Linked DNA regions of Mus musculus: region 2 is linked to region 1. Evidence: chromatin loops called from intact Hi-C (ENCODE). Cell type or tissue: heart. All regions are shown on one strand.

Region 1 (2,500 bases):
ATCATTATAAGGCTCACAGCTGCTCAGAGCTCTCGGGTGCCTCAGTAGTAGACCACTTGCCAAATATCTGAGACCCTGAATTAAAAGTAGATCCCAAGCACCATGTGCAATTAATTAATTAATTAATTTAAAAAACAAATCCCAAAAACCTGCTGGCTGCAAGTCTGTAGTAACATTGTCAGCCTCCTGCCCTTAGATAGTCTTTAAAAACACTGATTGGTTTCATACTTCCATACTCTGTATAAACATTGCTTGCTTTAAAAAAAATGGTTCTGTGAGCCTTCGGTGGCTCAGCAGATAAAGATGCTATGAACAAGCCTGATGACCTGAGCTCAGTCCTCCTGACCCATAAAACAGAAGGAGAGACCAGGCTCTGGCAAGACGTCTTCTGTCATCCATGCAGGAGCCATGCCATGCACACCATGCAAGAGCACACATGGAGAGATACAAATTTAAAAGTATAATCAATTTTTAAATGGTTTATAGTTCTTCTCAAGTGAGGCTTAATAATCATAAACAATAGAATCTTGTTCAGCAATAAACTTTTAAGGAATGTATCATTTGTATGTAGGATGGCTGAGAAGTTAGAAACAACAGATAACTATGTAGAACCTCTACCCAATATAGCACAGAACTACTCTGATGATGGCACCTGTCTCTGTGTCTCTGTGTCTGTCTTTGCCTCTCTCTCTCTCTCTCTCTCTCTCTCTCTCTCTCTCTCTGTGTGTGTGTGTGTGTGTGTGTGTGTGTGTTGATGTCTGGCTATGCTTACTGTTATTTGTTTCCATCTGCTGCAGGAGGAAGCTTTCTTGATCGTGGCTGAGCAAGACACTGATCTGTGAACATAGCGGGATGCCATTAGAAGTCACTTTATTGATAACTCTTTTGTAGAATAGTAGTATTCAGATTTAACCTAAGTACCTGGGCTATCTAGTCTCAGGTTCTTGGTTACCCAAGCAGTGCCAGGTCTGGGTTTCATCTCATGTAGTGGGCCTTAACTCAAATAATATATTGATTGGTTACTTCCACAAGCTTAGTGCTACCATTGCGCTAGATAGCCTATCTTCAGAGTGGAAACCATTGTAAATCAAAGGGTTTGTAGTTGGGTTGCTATTTTCATTTCTCCTTGGTTGGCTTGCAGAGTACCTTCCTGTAACAACAACACTAGTATTGTAAATCAAAGGGTTTGTAGTTGGGTTGCTATTTTCATTTCTCCTTGGTTGGCTTGCAGAGTACCTTCCTGTAACAACACTAGTATGAGTGAAGGCTCTAGGTAAGCACCAGCTATGTTCAGTGAATTATGTAGGTGTTATTTTCAGCTTATAGGGCCTTGCCTTCAGTTTGGGGAGAGCAACTGATAGGCTTTGAATCACCCTGCATTGTTTGGGGCTTCCCTTGGGACCCCTTTAGCTAACAACTCAATTAGATTTAATGTATTCCCAGTAGTCAGGCTTCATTTAGTGATGAGAAAAGTCTTGCACTCAAGTTTAATTATGTGAGAACATGAGAAAAAAACTAGCAAGATTTTGCTGAAAGGACCCAGATATAGCTGTCTCTTGTGAGACTATGCCAGGGCCTAGCAAACACAGAAGTGGATGCTCACAGTCAGCTATTGAATGGACCACAGGGCCCCCAATGGAGGAACTAGAGAAAGCACCCAAGGAACTAAAGGGAACTGCAACCCTATAGGTGGAACAACATTATGAACTAACCAGTACCCTGGAGCTCTTGTCTCTATCTGCATATGTATCAAAAGATGGCCTACTCGGCCATCACTGGAAAGAGAGGCCCATTGGACATGCAAACTTTATATGCCCCAGTACAGGGTAACGCCAGGGCCAAAAAGGGGGAGTGGGTGGGTAGGGGAGGGGAGGGGTGGTTATGGGGGGACTTTTGGTATAGCATTGGAAATGTAAATGAGCTATATACCTAATAAAAAAATGAAAAGAAAAAAAAAACAACAACAGTAGCCTGTAACTTAGAAGAGGGTCTGCACCAAAACTGCTCTATTCTGGTACCCTGATTTCAGACTTTTTCTGCTGAGAGATCTATGAGAAACAAATGTATTTTCAAATGAGTCTACCACAAACCAAATAAAAGAATGTTATTTTAAGACTTATTTTATAGACAATTAAACTACATATCAGAAAGACCAAATTATATGCACAAGCTACCCAAACTAGCAAAGGGGAAGGAACTCTGATTATGAATACTGGGATTATTTTTTACCTGTTTGAGAGGGAAATGTCCATTTATCATCAAAAGAATATTTTTGGTTGGAATTGGATAAAACAAGTCATCCCTGAGGGGAGGGGCCACAGGAACTTGGAGAAGAGCTGTGATGACTGTCATGAACAGGTGAGGAAATTTCTATCAGTGACCAACATCGGGTCTTAGCTCTGTCATTAAAAATGAGACTCAAGGATGAGCATTTCGGGCAGTGCTCTGCAGGTCCTCCCTTTGAATGCTCTGCAAAATTCACTAGACATATGCTGCATCT
Region 2 (2,500 bases), 160 kb after region 1:
AATCCAGTATTTAATTAATGCGAAATTGAAAAAAAAGAAAAGCGAAAAAAGTAGGCTCAACTGGATATTTGAAGCAGTTTCTACAAATATAAAAGAGTTTGTCATTATTTAAATAAATTGTAGTGAAAGTTATAATTTTCATTGCTTAATAGCCTCACACTTCACTTGCCCGATAGTTTCATAATACTATTTTCTCATGGAAATATAACTCAGTTTCTTACCAGAAGATAGAAATGGTGTCACAGTTGTGTCAGAAAGAGTTGTCATTTCTTGCCCAACGAGTGGTAAACTTTCTCCTCCATCAAACATCCCAAAAACATTGACTCTATAGGTGGTGCCTGCCCTGAAATAGTGATATGCAGAGTGGGTAGGGACTATGGTCTCAAAGGAACAGCTTCCATCTTGTTAAAGATAACTTATCTTCACTAACAAACTTTCACCCATAGGAATGAATAATGTTCAGTATTGTGAAAGAAGAAAGATAGTTGCCATCACATTCCAGCTTGCTGGTAAGGAATCACAGGAAACTAGCCACCCAGCATTCCAGGGAGCTCTGGGGATTTACAGCACTGTCTCAGGACTGGTCAGAGAGACAGCATTTCCCCCATGCCGCTCAGTGTTGGGAAAAATTAGCTGCCCTGCTTAGGCTGCTCCTGAGATGCCGGCTTTAGAATGATTGAAATGTTCTGTGTCTGCCCAATGACCTAAGACACTCAGCACTGGGCAATGTCAAACAGTGACCTTCCAAATTTCATCCTACCTACTCAAGTTACAATGAACAGCAAGCATTATACAGGTTCCAACACTATTGAATGAATACTTGAGCAAGCAAAGTTTCCAAGAGGAATGTACAGTAACCCATTGGTATCTCTGGATGAATGTGGAGTGCTGTTCAAGTTCACACTCCTTTGTTTTCCATCTCACTGTCTAAAACTAGACCTCTAATCAACTCAAAGCTCTTCTGCCAGCTGGCCACAAGCACAGACTCTGGCCTTTGAGCTCCAGTGTGCTTCCCTGCAGGGACATCCACCCTGGCGGGGGCAGGGGAGTGTCTCAGAATGAGTCACTTGGCCACACATTTTCACATGACTGCAACTGTAATGAAACTATGTGATACGGACATGTCAAAACCCAGGTATTCTTTTTAAAAGTCATCCCTGATCACTTAGTAACAAAAGTTATCTAAACAATACAAGCTGTTTGTCAGACTTAATTCTTTTCTGTTTTCTGCAAACACGTGAGGTTGTTCTTTGTATAAAGCCTATTTAAATTTACCTAAGTGATACAGTCCTTAGCACAAATACAGTTCATTCCTACCTAAGCTCCTCCAAGACAACTGTGTTGTCATATGGTCCAAGGACCAACTCCCCAAGTCTTCTGTCATCGCCTGTAGGGTGGAATGTGACTTTGTAACCTTTCACTTCCCCAGGGGCAGGCTCCCAAGTCACTCTGAAACTTGACATGGTTGGGTCAGAAGTTTTGAGGTTTCTCGGCGATTTAAATCGAGACGCTGTAAAAATAAAAGATTTTAAGAACAATACTATGGATAAGATAGGCTTAGGTGTTTTGGATTCACTCCCACAAGAAAAAATGTGTATGTATAAGAAGGGTCAAGTCTACTACTAGCATAAAATGTCAGGCTCAATAAAAGCCCTGGGAAATTGAGTTCTGCAAGAGCAGCACACACAATTGGCACAATTCAAGTGAGTTTTGCATTGATACATTAGCAGAAAGATCAGTTCACAAGGAACTAGATTTGCAAAACAAGTAATAAACTAATTAGACACCCCATCTAATAAATATAATTTAGTTTATTACAATTATAAATATTTGCCTATAGTGTTCTAGAGCTTAAATCCAAGGACCCATTCCTGTTGGCTAAATACTCTATAACTCAGACACAGCCCCCCAGCCCCAGATTCAATTAAAATATTTATCATTGTTTTATACCTGTTGTTCCTGAGCCTTGCCTGAGCTTTCCTTCTCCTGTCTTGTACATTGGGAGAACTGTGATGTCATATGTGGTCTGGGGTTGAAGTCTCTTTAGCACTGTTGAAGTGACCGTGGGTGGCACCTTAGCAACCATCTGCCTCCCACCCCCTTGAGGGCGATACACAACACGGTAGTTGACGACTTTCCCCGGTGCTGCTTTCCAGGTAACTCTCATCGTGTGTTCTGTTTCTTCATCCACTCTTAAGATTTTGGAATCTTGAGATACTGTGAAATAAAAAATAATAACAATAAATAATAGTGATGATGATAATAATAATAATAATGTACAGCATGTTAAAGGAAAACATTTTTGTCTGCCTCTCCCTTCGTGTAGGAAGGAACTCTAGATTCTAAGTGTGGACACAGATGTCTTGCTTAATGTTGCAGTCGTGGTGTCATGATGGCATGTGAGCCTAAGCTCAGCGTGGCCTCAGTAGAATGCTCTCGCTTTATCCAGTTAATACAGAAAAATAAAAGTTCATATTGCAGGGATTTCCTATCTGCATTC

The links. Peaks named below come from ENCODE experiments on the same cell type or tissue, not always from the same donor. Only the 100,000 strongest peaks of a DNase experiment are listed, where the experiment ranks them.
Region 2: it touches region 1 in a loop (2.4-fold over the local background); 2 of 42 quality-filtered maps call a loop at or near these places.

Annotation. Positions count from the first base shown.
Region 1 is chr9:79,523,840-79,526,339 of GRCm38, forward strand. No RefSeq gene overlaps it. Among named protein-coding and RNA genes, the nearest start is that of Gm10635, 5.8 kb to the left of the region's middle. In heart, no CTCF peak of the experiment used is centred here; no DNase peak of the experiment used is centred here.
Region 2 is chr9:79,680,072-79,682,571 of GRCm38, forward strand. It overlaps Col12a1 (collagen, type XII, alpha 1), which reads right to left. Exons shown (of 66, transcript NM_001290308.1): 15 at 1,951-2,217; 16 at 1,318-1,510; 17 at 222-343. Among named protein-coding and RNA genes, the nearest start is that of Col12a1, 37 kb to the right of the region's middle. In heart, no CTCF peak of the experiment used is centred here; a DNase peak (open chromatin) is centred at 980; H3K27ac peaks cover 878 bases.